Regions from separate parts of the Homo sapiens genome. Here region 2 is linked to region 1. Evidence: read pairs that join two places in POLR2A ChIA-PET (ENCODE). Cell type or tissue: CD4-positive, alpha-beta T cell. All regions are shown on one strand.

Evidence for each region. Peaks named below come from ENCODE experiments on the same cell type or tissue, not always from the same donor. Only the 100,000 strongest peaks of a DNase experiment are listed, where the experiment ranks them.
Region 2: POLR2A ChIA-PET joins it to region 1 with 11 read pairs; 3 of 35 experiments call an interaction of 5 or more read pairs at or near these places.

What each region holds. Positions count from the first base shown.
Region 1 is chrX:149,933,977-149,941,976 of GRCh38, forward strand. It overlaps EOLA2 (endothelium and lymphocyte associated ASCH domain 2), which reads right to left and starts at 4,515. Exons shown (of 5, transcript NM_001013845.2): 1 at 4,217-4,515; 2 at 3,457-3,504; 3 at 29-161. It overlaps EOLA2-DT (EOLA2 divergent transcript), which reads left to right and starts at 4,572. Exons shown (of 12, transcript NR_027456.1): 1 at 4,572-4,810; 2 at 6,683-6,910; 3 at 7,814-7,871. RefSeq lists silencers at 4,961-5,230, 5,341-5,420, 5,701-5,760, 6,411-6,520. In CD4-positive, alpha-beta T cell, CTCF peaks have their summits at 4,633 (motif pointing right) and 6,814; DNase peaks (open chromatin) are centred at 4,615, 5,125, 5,495, 6,575 and 2 weaker places; H3K4me3 peaks cover 3,156 bases; H3K27ac peaks cover 2,033 bases.
Region 2 is chrX:151,393,194-151,401,193 of GRCh38, forward strand. VMA21 (vacuolar ATPase assembly factor VMA21) reads left to right here and starts at 4,013. Exons shown (of 3, transcript NM_001017980.4): 1 at 4,013-4,168. The coding sequence starts at 4,116. RefSeq lists a silencer at 3,854-4,013 and enhancers at 4,294-4,443, 4,504-4,563. In CD4-positive, alpha-beta T cell, no CTCF peak of the experiment used is centred here; DNase peaks (open chromatin) are centred at 518 and 3,908; H3K4me3 peaks cover 2,098 bases; H3K27ac peaks cover 2,801 bases.

The DNA.
Region 1 (8,000 bases):
TCTCTCAGGTGGCCTAAATCGCACTGACCTTGATGGTCTGCTGCTTCCGTCTGTCACTGATGTCGAGCACCACAGCAGGCCCAAGGGAAGGGGCTAGGATTCGGCTGACTCAGGTCCATCCCATGGAGTCTTTGGGGCGGTCCGGAGTAGGGCGGGGACAGCTAGAGGAAGGCACAGGCAGGATAGCATGTGGTCAGTGCTATGACAGAGGTCACCGAGCCCTAGGGCAACACAGAGGACAGAGGGCCCCCTCGGCCTAGCCAGAGCGGAGAGTCGGGGCTGGTGTTAGCCCTCTTCCAGCACAGAGGGACAGTCCCACGCTCTGCTTCTCTTCCCTTTCCCCTGCTGTGCCCTGCCAATACTCTCAGTGCCCTGGCCCTGCCGCCACCAAGGCACTGACCTTCCCAGCTCCTACTCCAGGGCTGCTGAGCCCACATCGTTGATATCCAATCTCAGCTCTGTCCTCAGGATGCACCGTGACCTCAGATGGCCCTCAGTCAGACATCTCCTCTCCACCCCTCTGGGTGCCACCTTCCTCAAGCCCCTTCCCCCACCACTGCTCTCCACTGTCAGCAGACGCCCCTGTCCCAATCTGAGCTGAGAAAAGAAGAATGATAATCAGAACAACTGGCAACCCCCCACACATGCCTTCCACGTGCCAGCCTCTGGGATGGCATGATCTTCAGATCATCAAATTGAATCTTCAAGTAACCCAGCAGGGTCAGTGGTACTGTGAGGCCCACTCTATGGCTGAGGAGAATGAGGCACCAGCCCACAGTCACACGGGCTCTGACTTCCCACAACTCTTGCCCAGCCTCCTGCGTGTGTGGCTTGGGAGAGGGTCCCCTCCTCTTGCACGGAGGACAGCCCTGTGCCTTGGAAGGAACCCTGGGCTTGAAACCAGAACCTCAGCCCAGTCATAGACTCTTGAGATGCCTCAGTTTCCACATGGCTGTGAGGAAGGGAGATAAGGCACCAAGAGCACCCAGCCCAGTACGTGGCACCTAACAGAACAGTCAGAAATAGTGGCCGCCCTCACCCCTCAGGCCCGTGGCCCCGCCCCCTGGCCCTGAACTCCACCCTTGAGCTGCCCCTACTCCTCTCTCTGTCCTTCCTTTCAACACATAAACGCAACCTCTAGTACGCTCTATGATTTTAAGAAAATATACCCACCCTCATGAGACAAAGCCCTGATAGGGCCAAAGCTGCCTGGTATTCACTCCTTTCCCAGTCTGCACTGCAGCCTTCTGAGCTCCAGATCTCCTGCTTTTCTCCCGCCTCTGGGGTGAGCTGCCTCAGCTGAGCCGGTTGCCTGCTGTGCTCTGGACCCTGCTCCTCTGGCTCACTCCGGGCCCTGGGTGCCACCAGCCACCATCTATGCTCGCTCAGCATCCCTACTCTGAGCACACGCGCGCCTCCCACTCTGCCTCCCTTCTCTACAACCCTGAACAGCCGAGACCTCAGAAGAGCTGTCTACATGCGCAGTCTCTACTTCCTCTCTGAACCTTCTGCCCCCACCCCCACCTTTCTCCCTTTATTCCCCACCCCCCCCACCACCCACTCCACTGACTGACCTATCCCCACAAGCACCCATGGCCGGCCTCATGCCAGTCCTGTCTTCATCTTAGTCCATGCTCAGCAGCCCCAGCATGGCTGGGCACACTCCTTCCCTTCTTCTGGGACCCCCATGTTGCTCACCGTCCTGCTCTGAATCCCGTGGTGCAGGCCACCCCCCTTCAGACTCAGCCTTAGGTGGACAGGCCCATACATACTCAGGACCCCAACCATCACCACCAAGTCCACCTCCCTTCCACCTCTGTGAGTGGCATCACCAGCTACAGTGTTCCTGCCCCAGACCTAGCTGCTCTCTGCCCTGCCTTTCTTTCCCACATCTGCGGCCCACATCCCGTGGCACTGTGTCCAAAACCGACACTGAATCTGATCCCTTTCCATAATCTCTATGGCCACAATCCCAATCCAATCCCCTAAAACCCCCTGCCTTCTGAAGAAGTCTCCTGATAGCACCCCCACCCCCCCCCAGCACTTGTCCTCTGCACTCTTGTGACCACACTGCCATCGGAATGATCTTGGTACAGGGACAATGAGATTATGTCACTCCTCTACTGAAACCTTTCAAGGGCTCCCTGCCCCAACTAGCACAGAATCCACACTTCCTCTCAGGGCACTCAAGGTCCCTCCTGATCTGGTTTCCCACCCCAGCCACGTCCTCTCCTCTCCCCTTTATTCACCACCCTGAAGCCACACAGGCCTTCCATCCCCTGAGGGAACATGCCAAGCTTGTTTCTACCTCAGAGCCTTTGTCAGTTGTGATGGGTTGCATTGTGTCCTCTTAAAATGCGTATGTTGAAGTCCTAAACCCCAGCACCTCAAAATGTGGCCTTATATATAAAAACAGAGTCATTACAGAGGCAATCAAGTGAGACTGAAGCCATCAGGGCGGACCCGCATCCAATGTGGCTGGCGTCCTTATGAAAAGGGGGATTTGAGAGACAGTCACGCACACAGGGAGAACACCATGAGAAGATAAACGCAGAGATAAGGGAGATGCTTCTACAAGCTAATGAGTGCCAAAGATTGCCGGCCAGCCGCCTGCAGCTAAGAGAAAGGGACAGACCAGATTGTCTTTCACAGCCCACAGAACAAACGAACCTGGCCACCACTTTGATTTCAGACTTCCATCCTCCAGAACTGCGAGACAATGATTGTCTGTTCTTTAAGCCAGCCCCTTTATGGTCCTTTGTTTCAGCCATCTTGGCAAACTGCTGTTCCCAACACATCTGCACAGGCTAGGGCACGAGTTTGCCATTTGACAGCACATCAAGCCCATTCTTTCCACCTGACAATCTTCATCTACCTTGTTTTTCACTGCCTGGGTGATATCCCATTGTTGGTCGTCTCATAATTTGCCTGACCATTCCTCCACTGATGGAGAGTTACAAGTTGCTTCCCACTTTTGCCACTAGAAATGACATTACTTCTAACACTCGCTGTGTGAAGACATGCTGAAGGAAATGCCTCGGCCGCCTGGCACGCCCATCTAAGATGCTGATATCTGCCAGCAAATGACTTTCCACAAAGACTCACCCGTGTACCCTCCACCAACCCATCCATGGTGCCATTTCCTCACACACTTGTGGCCCCTGAGCATGATTATTCTTCTGATGAGTGACCAAAGATAACCAGGTTCCTTGGTTCTGGATTACTTCTGACGGAGGCTGAATGTCCCCCACAGGGCCTGGCCACTTCCATCGGGATAAATGGCTACAGTGAATGTTTGCCTCTTTTCTGCCGCCCAGTTTCTTAGCCAACCCTTTTCTCGTCATCACCACAAAATCACAACAACTGTGTGTGTGTGGAATCCCTAGTAGGAACTGATGTAACTGAAAAGGCAAGAAGGGGGTTGAGTCCCCTCCTACCTGGTGCTGCAGAGAGTACCTGCTTTACGGCCAGAGGAGGAAACACTCTTCCACTTGGTTTCTTTACCTGCACAACAAGGAAGATAAAGAGGAAAGGTCATTAAATGCAAGTCAGCAAAGCTGGTTAATGGCCCTAGGAAGGTCTTCTACTCAGCAGGCATTGGAAACCAAGAGCTGGGAGGGCCGGTCCTAAGAGTAACACATGTGCACCTCACTCACGGTTTGGTTCTGCTAATCAGAGCGGTGGGACCCTCCACATCTGTCTGGGTCACAGGGTGCACCAGTCCGCAGAGCAGAAAATCATTTCAGCAAGTTGAGTCACATTCCTACAGCTGAGCACGCTCCATCCGAGGGGAGAAAAATCACACTTCCCCTCCCATTGTCATCGGACGAGGGTTTGGGGGGCCTAAATCCCATTGTCCACTGCTTAATTCTGGTTAGGTCATGCTGAGCACGGGGCCACAGGCCACAGAGCTATGCACCGCCCGGCCTGGGGTCCAGGCGAGCTTACAGCACAGGGGCCAAGCGGGAGGCAGGGAAGACCGGGCCGAGATGGGGCCGCTGTGTGTGGAGCAGCACTTGCAGACGCAGGTCGCGGGTACACGCGCTTAGAAGGAGGGGGGCCGAGACCATGGGGAGAGCAAGGGACACCAAAGGGCGCTTCGGGCGCGCCCCGCACGGGTTCTCTGCCCGAAACCCAGGGGAAAGAAACCCCAGCCCGCAAGTACCGTCTGCAAGAGGGCCGAGCACACGGGCTCCGGCATCAGGGGCCCTGGTACCTTTCAGCCGCGGCCGGTCTCACGGCCTCTGGACCCTGAGAGTCGTGGGCGTTCAGGGCCGACTCTGGCTTTTGGCCTCAGAGTACAGTCCTCCGCCTCCTCGCGACCCAGCGAGGCCACCGGAGCCAGCGAGGAGACGTGGGCCGCGGTGAGAAGAGAGAGCACCCGGCTCGTGTCAGGGCTGTAAGGTAGCTGCCGCTTACTCCCGGAAACCGGTGGCCAGTGACAGATGCTAGCGGTCCATAACTTCGGCTTTCATGCAGCTCCCGTCGTCCCTTTCATGAGGAACGTACGTGTGCGCGTAATCACGCACGTACGTACACCACGCACGTACGCAGGAGGCCCGTATTCAGCCACGCCTATACACCGCCAAATCGCTAGGAAGCCACGTATTCACGAAGCCACGCAGTGACGTCGCCACGCACGTACGCACGCACTTGCCACAAGGAGACGCTGTTCAGTTTACCGGATCCTGTCCCGCGCCAGCCAACCAGGACAAGGCCGGGGAGCTCGAGACAGGCAGCCTAGACCAAGAACCGGAAGGAGGAAAAGGAACCGGAGGGAGGAAGAGGAGGGGCGGGACGAGACCACCAGGCAGGATTTTTAAGCCCAGAGCTGCGAGACCAGCAGGAAGGAACTGGGAGAAACCAATGGGGAGGGGATGGGGGCGGGGCTGAGAGGAGGAGGGCGGAGCTGGGGGAGGGGAAGGGCGGGAGTGAGGAAACCGCTGGGGCGGGGTTGAGAGTGGGGCGGGGACTTGAGGGGATGGGGCGGGGACTTGGGATGGGGCGGGGACTCGAGGGGGTGGGGCGGGGCTGAGAGAAACCATTGGGGGCGGGGCTATGGGCGATCTGGGCGAGGAGAGGCTGCAGGAGGAGCTCGCGGACTCCTGAGAACCAGCGCGGGGAGGGAGGGGGCTGGTGAGAGGAGGAAGGTGGGGCTGAAAGAAACCAGTGGGGAGGGGTTGGGGGCGGGGCTTTGGAAGCTGGTGCTGGAGAAGCAGGGCAGGGCTGGGGGAGGAGTGGGGCGGGGCGGGGTTCGGGGGGGGCTGGGGCTCGGGGAGGGGTGGGGCGGGGCTGAGGGAACCGCCGGGGAGGGGCTCGGGGGCGGGGCTTTGAAAACAGCCTTTGGAGAAGCGGGGCTGGGGGGGCGGGGCAGGGCCGAGGGGAACCTCTGGGGTGGGGCTGGGGGGTGGGGTTTGCACGCAGCCACAGGAGAAACAGGGCGGGGCTCAGAAAAGGGTTGGATCGGGCTGAGAGAGACCGCTGAGGGGGGTGCTGGGGGCGGGGCTTTGGAAGCACCCGCGGGAGAAACAGGGAGGAGATGGGGAGAGGCGGGGCTCGGCGCGGGGCGGGGCTTCGGAGGCAGCCGCGGGAGAAGCAGGGGGGGGTTCGGGGCAGGGCGGGTCTGAGCGAAGCCATTGGGGAGCGGCTGGGGGCGGGGCCTTTTAACCAGCCGCAGGAGGAGCCGGGTGGGGCTGGGGCGGGGCGGAGCTGAGAGAAACCGCTGAGGATGGGCTGGGGGCGGGGCCTTGGAAGCAGGCGTTGGAGGGGCGGGGTAGGGCCGGGCCGAGAGAAACCACTGGGGAGGGTCTGGGGTCGGGGCTTTGCCATCAGTGGTGTGAGGAGCAGGCCGGGGCAGTGGGCAATTGAGCGAGGAACAGCTGCGGGAGGACTCCGCGGACTCCTGAGAACCAGCTTAGGGGAGCGGCGGCTTGGGGAGGTGTAGGGTGGAATCACGAGAAAGCTCTGTGGGAGGGCCTGGTGCACAGCTCAGCTGCAGGGTGGAGCTGAGGGAAAGCCGGGCGTTCCTGGAGGAGGAGCAGGGCGAGGCTGTGGCAAAGCGCTGTGGGAGCAGATGGGGCGGGGCTGCGGGAAAGAGCTGGAGAAGGAGGAGCCAAGCTGCACCAAGGCTGGCGGGTGAGAATTGCGGGGGAGGAGCTAGTGCAGAGCTGGAGGAAAGAGCTGAAAGGTTGTTGGGGTGGGCAGAGGGGTAGGAGAAGCGAGACGGGGCTAGAGGAGGCGGAGCTGGGAGCGGTGATGAAGGGGTAGCAGGGCGGGGCAGTGGGAAAGAGCTGTGGGAGGAGGAGCTGGGGGTAAGAAGCTGGGGCTGTGGCTGCAGCGGGGACTGGGTCAGAGCTTCTGGAGGAGCCGCCTGCAAGAGGAGGGCGTAGTTGTGGGAAAGAGCTGTGGGCGGAAATGGTTAAGTGCCGGGTGGAGCAGGGGCTGGCGTCGGAATAGCTGGGGCGGAGCTGCGGGAGGAGGAGCTGGGGGGCGGAACTGTGGGAGGAACAGCTGGGGCGGAGCTGAGGGAGGAGGAGCAGGGGGGCAGAACAGCTGGGGTGGAGCTGTGGGCGGAGCTGCAAGAGGAGAAGTTGGGGACGGACTTGCAGGAGGAAAAGCTAGGGGTGGAGCTGTGGGTGGAGTTGGGGGAGGGAGCTGAGGCCCTTCTGTGATGCACCCTTAGGCAAGAGTCCAAACTTTCCCGCGGCGACCTAACTGCACCTCCAGTGTCTTCCCCCAGAGGGCACAGAAGCAGCAAGAAGGGCGGGAACACTTGACTGGGGTCCATGCAGCTCTAGGCTGAGTCTTGCAGGGCTGAGCCCCCCAGGCCTGCTCTCCTGTGTCCTGGCCGCTCCGTCAGTGCCTGCCAGTGGGGTCCAGAGGGACCGTTTTTTTAACGCCTCTTTTGCAGGTAATGAGAAACATCCCCACTCTTAATGTCTTGCCTCCTCCGGCCTAAGTCGCCCAGCACACAGCCCAACTTCCCTGGCAAACTTGCTTTTCAAACTCTCTTCTCTCAGTCACGGGCTCAGGTTCTGTAGTGCTGCCATGCTTTACTCCTCTGTCCCTCCCCTTATCTAGTCTCCCGCATTGACTTCATAACCAAGTTCTGGGTCCCTGCCTCTGGAGTGCCTGATGAGACAAAACGGCTCCTCGTCCTGCATCCCCGCTGCTACTTCCAGAATTCAGGCCTCGTGGTCTGGAGCCTGCACTGTTCCATGAGCCTCCTGAGCAACCTGGAGTCCTCTGTCTTTCTTCCCTCAGGTCTGTCGTCCACATTCCATCGGCTCAGTTTCTAAGTCACAAATCTGTCCCCAGCAATCCTCTAGTGAAAACGCTGCTGGGCCTTCTCAGGTTTAAGTCCTAGCAGTTCAGGGAGTCGGCTCAGCTCTCCCCACCCTTAAGCCAAACACTCTTTGGGTTCACGCTGTGCTGTTCAGTCACTGGTCCCCACCAGCCTGCTGTTCCAGGTCTCCCTGCTTTGCACCGGCGGTTCCCATGGCCTTGTCCTGGTGCGCTCCTGGCCTCCTTCAAGGCACAACTTTAAAGTCACCTTCACAGCCCCACTCCGAGTATTAGAGACTTTCGTCTCCAGCTCTGATAGCATTTTGTACCTCCCCTGTCCCCACCCTACGTTAGGCTCTTGCAACCCAGGGTGGTAATTGCTCTGTAAGACTGTGGCTGCCGCAGGGTCTCTTGAGTTCCTTGAAGGCAAGGCCGGTGTTTTACTCATTTCTGAAACTGGGTGCCCAGGGCACAGTATCTGCTTAGTAAGTGTTGAATGAGCAAAGGGCAGCTTTCTTGTTTTTTCTAGTGAGATGCGCCTACTTCTCCCTGGAGAAGCTTGAGGAAGCAGAAATGCTGGAGATGAGGTGAGGAGGAGAGGGTCCCTCTTTATGGGATGTAGGCCGTAGGGCTGCAGGGGACCTTCAGATCACCAGTTCCAAGTCCTATGTATGCTAGCATCCCCTCCTGGGTTCCTTCCCCACAAGAATGGTTGC
Region 2 (8,000 bases), 1.5 Mb after region 1:
GGGTAAGTAAAGCAATTTGGGGTTGCAAAACGTGTCTTTGGGTGTATACTTTTCACGTCACTGGGTTAATAGTACAGAAGTTTATAACAATATGGTGGAGAAAACGTGTCTTACAAGTAGTACAGAAGTTTACAACAATATGGTGGAGAAAACATGAGACAGAATTAGGAACTATACATTCTCTAATTCTATCACTGACCTAGGGAATTTGGGGCAAATCACTTCCCATCTTTAGCTGTCAGTTTTCTCAACTAAAATTAAAGTGCCAAACTGGGGCTCTTTCAGTTTGAGAATCAGTTTCTGACTTTAAGGGGCATTGGGAAGCCTTCACCAGACTCTGAAATTTTCCCTGGCCTCAGTTTTTCCACTTATGAAGTGGGGATGGTATAAATTGTAGGGACTGTGAATATGCTCAGTAAAATGAAGCACAAGACACATGCTTTAGGGCAGCAGTGGTAGGAAACCACTATTATGGTTTCCTCTGTAGTGGCCACACCCCCTAACACACCATTTCATTCCCATGGCAACGGCTCTGTGTGGGCTCCACTTGCCTCTAATTCTTTTGTAGCACTGCAGGTAGGAGGTTTCAGGGCTCTGTTGAGAGGGCTGACTGCTGGCTAGATTCTTTCCTTCTAGTACAGATTCTGAGTTTATTTTTAAAGTTCTGTGTCTACCTCAGTAAGCTCACAGTAAATGTTGGTAGAGTGTATAAGTCAGCATAAAAAAGAGATATGGCAGGGCGTGGTGGCTCACGCCTGTAATCCCAGCACTTTGGGAGGCCGAGGCGGGCGGATCACGAGGTCAGGAGATCGAGACCATCCTGGCTAACACGGTGAAACCCCCGTCTCTATTAAAAAAAATACAAAAAATTAGCCGGGCGTGGTGGCAGGCGCCTGTAGTCCCAGCTACTCGGGAGGCTGAGGCAGGAGAATGGCGTGAACCCGGGAGGCAGAGCTTGCAGTGAGCGGAGATCGCGCCACTGCATTCCAGCCTGGGCGAAAGAGCGAGACTCTGTCTCGAAATAAATAAATAAATAAATAAATAAATAAATAAATAAATAAATAAGAGATATGAGAGCTTTTGTTTATATTTAAAAACACTACTATGTAAATTACATGAGAAGTTTTTCCCACAGCAAATCTCATTTATGAATGGTTCCTGTTTAAGTTATCACACAAGTGCAACTTAGGCTGTTAATGTGGGAGTGTAAAAGTGCCAGCCTGGGAGTCAGGAGTCAAGCTACATCCCACTAGATAAATGTGTGACTTCCCACAAGTCCCGTCCCCTCTCTGGGCCGCAGTTTTCTCATCTGTACAAGGAAGTGTTTAGACTACTGTTATGGGTTGAATTGCTGGCCCGGTCACCCACACCATCCCCAAATTCATATGCTGAAATCCTAGCCCCCAGTACCCCAGAGTGAAACAGCGTCGCTGCAGATGTAAATAATTAAGTTCATACAGGTGTAGGGTGGGCCCCTAATGCATTATGACTGGTGTCCTTATAAAAAGGGAAAATTTGGACAGAAACACAGACGCAGGGAGAAGGCCGTTTGAAGAAAAATGCAGAGATCAGGGTGATGCTTCTACAAGCCAAGAAATGCCAAAGATTGTCAGCAAACCACCAGAAAACAGAAGAGGGGCCTGGAACAGTCCTTCCTTCACAACCTTCAGAAGGAACCAGCCTCGCCAACATCTCCATCTCAGACTTCTAACCTCCTGAACTGGGAGATGATTAACTTCTGTTGTTGGAGCCACTTAGTTTGTGGCATTTGTTATGGCAGCTCCGGCAAACTACAACAACAGTGGTTCCCAGTTTTTTTGGGGGGGGGTGGACAGAGTCTTACTCTGTCACCCAGGCTGGAGTGCAGTGCAGTGGCACGATCTTGGCTCACTGCAACCTCCGCCTCCTGAGTTCAAGCGATTTTCTGCCTCAGCCTCCTGAGTAGCTGGGATTACAGGCATGTGCCACCACGCCAAGCTGGTTCCCAATTTTTTCACCATCAAGAACTATTTTGCTCTTTTTCCTTTTGTGGACCCAATTTATTTATTTAACAAATATTTATTAGTTCCTACTATATACCAGGCCCTACTCTAGGTATTGGGGAACAATAAGTCACAATTCCGTTCCCCCACTTGTGTTCATTCTATGTTTTAAAAGATTTATTCTATTAAGTATACTGTGGCTTATTTTCATAATAATCTGTGAACAGTCTTTTCTTATGGGATAACTAGGATAACCTCATCATGATATAGTAAGTGTCAAAAATCAAAGAACGGTGATATTTTAAGTAGCTTTGGATGCCTAACAGTAAATAGATTCATTAGGTTTTTAAAAATATTAAAAACTGCCTTCAGAACCACCATTACTACATTTATGGGTCCCTAGGGATTGAAGGACCTCACTGCAGGCTGATTAGCTAGAGCAGGGGTCAGCAAACTCTTCTGTAAAAGGGTCAGATGGTAAGAATTTTGGGCATTGCAGATCATTTTGGGCGTTGCAGATCATACCGTCTCTGTCACAACTACTCAACATTGCTGTTGTAGATAATACAAACAAATGAGAATGGCTGAGCTCCAATAAAATTTTATCAATAGACGCTGAAATTTGAATTTCATATAAATTTCACGTGTCATGTTATTCTTTTGACGTTTTCAACAATTTAAAAAGGAAAAACCATTCTTACCTCAGGGCTGTAGAAAAACAGGTGGTAGGCTCCATGTATTAGGTCGGCTGGCTCAGTTTGCCTACCCCAGAGCTAGATTCTCTTTGTACCCCAAGTTCTTACATTAGGTGGTTCTTACTCACCTAAAGGTCTAGATGAGGCCCAGATAGAGATTACTATTATTTTTATTAAATATTTTACAGTTTGTTTTTTAGAGACGGAGTCTTGCTATGCTGCCCAAGCTGCTCTGGAACTACTGGCCTCACGCAATCCTCCTGCCTCAGCTTCCCAAAGTGTTGAGATTACAGGCGTGAGCCAGCACAGTCAGCCCTAGAGGGGGATTATTCAGTTTGAACTAAAACCTGGACTTCCTGCTGCCCAGTCCATTGCCCTTTCCACCACTCTAAGCTGCTGGTTTAGTCATGATTTCAGATGTGGTCTTTGTATCCATGTGGTGCAGAAAATAGCTGTGTGGTCAGCGGCCCTTTCCAGGCGCTGACCATGTTAAGGGCTGTCCTCTTATTAGCAGCCAGTGGCAACTTAATTTTGTCAAGCCTGACTCCAGACTTACCCACCCTTTCGTTTTTACCTCTCTCGGGTTGCGCAGGCCCGGGAGGCCCATCTGTTCTTACTATTTGAGTCCCTGTTGTCTCATTGGCGGCTTTCTGAGCAGCTGCAAAATATGTTTTTAACTTTTAAGTGGAAGTTGGGGGTCACTGGCATCGAGTCTGGAACAGTCATTCTCAGCAAGAGCTCTTTGAACTCTGACATTCTCTAGTTTTACGGACTCGGGTGAGTGTTTTAACTCCTCCCAGCTGCCAAGGGCTTGACTTCCTACCACTGCGGGCAGTAATTAATGAGGCATTTATTTGCTCAAGTAGTGGCGAAATAATGCGCACTGCTTTTTTGTGTTGTCGTCGGCGGAATACGCTCAGTTGCCTAGCACCACAGCCCTCTGGCTGGTAGTCCCTCTTCGCGGCTCATATGCTCGGGTCTCCTTGCGGCCCCCAGCTCAGCGACCGAGACGCAGACGAGGACCAGTGTTCACGCGAGTTCAGGGGGCGGCGTAGCCGCCGCCCGCCCAGGAGGACCATGTTGCGCGGCAAGTCCCGGCTCAACGTGGAGTGGCTGGGCTACTCGCCAGGCCTGCTCCTCGAGCACAGGCCCCTCCTGGCAGGGCGCACGCCGCGGAGCCACCGCCGGTAAGTCATGTGAGCGCCCGCCCCCGCGCCGGCAACAGCCCTGCGTCGCTGCGGCGCGCCGCGCCGCGCCGCGCCTGCGTACTGTGGCCCGCCGCCCGGCGCGAACGGGCACTTCCGGCGCGAACGGGCACTTCCGGCGCGAACCGCTACTTCCGGTGCGAACCGCCTCGGCCGTTCCCTCGCGGAGCTTACTGAGCGCGGCCGCCGAGCCCAGCTCCGCCGCCGAGCGCCTGTGCCGGCACGGCTACACCATGGAGCGCCCGGATAAGGCGGCGCTGAACGCACTGCAGCCTCCTGAGTTCAGGTAGCCCTGAGCGGGGCCTGGACCGCGAGGCGGACTGGCCCCAGCCTGGAGCAGGGCTTGAGGGAAGGCCCTAGCTGAATGGGTGGGCGTGAGGTCTGGACCCCGGGGACCTGGCCTCAGGGAAGGGGGCGGGGAAAGCAGGTTGGAGCCTGAGACGTCTAAACTCCCGGCCCCGAACTTTCGCTCGGGAACAAGGGATCCGGGGTCATGGGGAATAGGTCAGTGGGCCTTCAGCTCATGCTCCTATCCTAGCACTTTCTCTCGCTGTGTCTATATTGCAGTCTCTTTCATTACCGCAGGGTCAGCCTTCTGAGGACAGGAATGCAGTCTCCTTCATCTCCGTGTTCCCTAGGGGGCCTGCATAGTCGGGGCTTAATAAATGTTTGCTGTATGAATGAAGGAGTAGAAGGGAATAGTCCCCTGGTGTGAGATTGCTTCACTTGGGGAATCAGTAAGATAGAGGCTGGTGACTGAGTTGAAGGAATGTATGAGAGAGCAGGTGGTTCTGGCCCACCCCAGTAGGCAAGGGAGTGGTGAGGGAGTTAGCTATCATTCGTTAAGACCTACTGTATGCCAGGCTCAGTGCACGTGCTTTACATACATTGTCAGAATTCTTAATTTCTCTAACTGCTTGATTTCCCAATTTTGAAGAGGATGCAGTTGAGGGTAAGTGACTTGAAACTGAGGGTGAGTGATTACAGAATTAGGCGACAAAGTTAGTATGTAATTGAAGCTAACGTTTGACCAAGCTCACTGACTCCAAAGCCCACGATCTTTGGAGCTCTGTGATGCCTTCTCTTTCCGACAGGGTCATTGTGAGTTTTTTTTTTTTTTTTTTAACTTTTATTTTAGGTTCATGAGTACATGCGCAGGTTTGTTATATAGGTAAACTGCATGTCACGGGGGCTTGGCGTACAGGTAATTTTGTCACCCAGGTAATAAGCATAGTACCCGATAGGCGTTTTTTCTGATTCTCTCCCTCCTCCCAGCCTCCACCCTCAAGTAGACCGCACTGTCTGTTGTTCCTCTCCTAGTGTCCATCTGTTCTTGTTGTTTAGTTCCCACTTATGAGAACGTGCAGTATTTGGTTTTCTTTTCCTGTCTTAATTTGCTTAGAATAATGGCTTCCAGCTCCAGTCATGTTGCTGCAAAGGACATGATCTCATTCTTTTTTATGGCTGCATAGTGTTCCATGGTGTATATGTACCGCATTTTCTTTATCCAGCCTCAATGTGGGTTTTTTTTTAATTATTCATTTATGAGAATACCAACATATTTTTATTAGATACACTTACAGCATAGTCCTTCTAGACTGATTCTGGTTTCCTAATGGAATTTGCAGTGAAATCTTGACTGTGGGAGAAAGAATTCCTGTTGTCTTACTTGCTACAAAAGGGAATGTGGTAGGCTCTGTCTGCTCAATGTTGGCTGCAGAAGTTTGTATGAAGTGGGAAAACTAGGTGGTGTTATAAATGGAGGCAGATTAAGGTTCATCCTGAACTTTTTCCTTTGTGTGAGGACAACTTTAATTCCAGCCTTTCTCATTCCTCACTTCTAACAAATCTCTGCTCAGTAACACCCAAAGATACATAGGATAAATCAATTGAATAGCATCAGTTGCTTTGTCTTGGATAAGCCACTGATTTTACCCAAGGTGGCTTGCATCAGCAAAACCAACAGCTCTTGTGGCTGGAATCCAGGGAGAAAATGTCCTATAAACAGTAGAGGAAGTTTGCTAGTTTTCAAAAGTTTGTATGTACACTTTGACTTAATGCTTAGTCCCATATTAGTGAGGTCACAACACAGAAAAGTAGTCACATTTTTGAAGTTTGAGGTAAAGAGAGAAGTGAGAAGGAATTAGCCATAAATTATTAAGGTATGCTGTGTATAGATTGTGTGGGGGCTAGAAATTAATATGTAGAAAGGTTATATTTGGGTGGTGGGATTATAGGTGATTTTGTTTACTTTAAAACATTTTTATGGTGTTATATCATCTTTTCAATAATAAACTTTTTAAAAGCCAGACCAGATAATAGATACTCAAGAGAGGTCATGTAAAGAACAAAACAATCAGTTAACACTTCCTTTCTGTTCCTTTAACAAGTTAGATAATCTGAAAGTTGCATTCCTAAAACATACTTTTTTACTCACCATAGAAACACCAAAGTCAAGTGCTTTTTTTAGGGTGCACAAAAGAATTGGCCAATTAGTGACTCTTTGTATTTTTTGTAGATTCTCCACTGCAGACACTCATACTCTTCATGAGGATTACACAATAAATTTCTCTAAAAATTTACTAGTAGGAAACAGTTTAAGGGAGCTTATGTATATTAAATGAGAGTTGTATAGCTCAGTAATAACCAAAATGAGGCCTGCTAAAAGATGATCCATTTAAGTACCAAAAGAAAATATTAGAACTTTTTTTTTTACAGCAGTAAGCATTTAATTTCTCACACATGTGCAGAGCATGTGATCAAGAAATAGGCATGAGGTTAGTTATATTTAATATATATTTTACTCAATGTTTTTGTGGGTTTTTTGTTCAGGTTCTTTTTAAATAAATTTCATTGTGTATATTTGAGGTTCATAACATGATGTTATGGCATACATATAGTAAAATGATTACTATGGTGAAGCAGATTAATATATCTGTCATCTCACATACTTTTGTGTGTGTGTGACCAGAGGCAGCTAAAATCTTATTTACAAAAGTCCCTAATACCATGCAACTTTATTGCCTATAGTCCTCTTGTACATTAGATATCTCACTTGTTAATCCATATATCTACTGCTTTGTGTCCTTTGATGTATATCTTCCTATTTCCTCCCCTCCAGCCTCCCACCCCCACCGCCATGGTAACTACTGTTTTATTCTCTGTCCCTGTGTAGTTGACCGTTGACCTTTTTTTTTTTTTTTTAAAGATTCCACATATAAGTGAGCTCATGTAGTATTCGTCTTTCTGCGTTTGGCTTATTTTACTTAACATGTCTTCCAGGTCCATCCATGTTGTGGCAAATGGCAGATGTCCTCTTTTAAGGCTGAATAAAATATTCCCTTGTATATATACACTACGGTTTCTTTATTTTGTCTGTCTACATACACGTAGGTTGTTTTCAAATCTTGGCTATTGTGAATAATGCTGCAATGAACATGGAAGTGCAGATATTTTTACGAGGTAGTGATTTCATCTCCTTTGCTTATATTCCAGAAGAGAGATTGCTGGGCTGTGTGGTAGTTCTATTTTTAATTTCTTTAGGAACTGTTTTCCATAATGGCTGTACCAGTCTACATTTCCAGTCACAATGTAGTAGGGTTTCTTTTTCTCCACACTTTTACAAACATTTGTTATCACTTGCCTTTTTGATAATAGCTGTCCTTAGAAGTGTGAGGTTATATCTCATAGTGGTTTTGATTTGCATTTCCCTGATGATTTAGTGATGTTGAGCACATTTTCATTTATCTCTTGGCCATTTTTATGTCTTTGGAGAAATGTCTGTCCAGCTGTTGTCCATATTTTAATCAGGTGGTTTTTCTGCTGAGTTGTAAGAGTTCTTTATAAATTTTGGGGTATTAACCCCTTACAAGATAGGTGGTTCGCAAATATGTTTTCCTAGTCTGTAAGCTGCCTTTTCATTTTGTTGATTGTTTCCTTTGCAGTACAGAAGCTTTTTAGTTTGATGCAAGCCGCTTTATTTTTTCTTTTGTAGCCTGAGCTTTTGGTGTGATATCCAAAAAATCATTACTGAGGCCAATGTTAAGGACCTTTCCCTCTGTGTTCTTTTATGTCTTAAAACTTTATATCTTTATGTTTTAGTTATTTTATCCATTTTG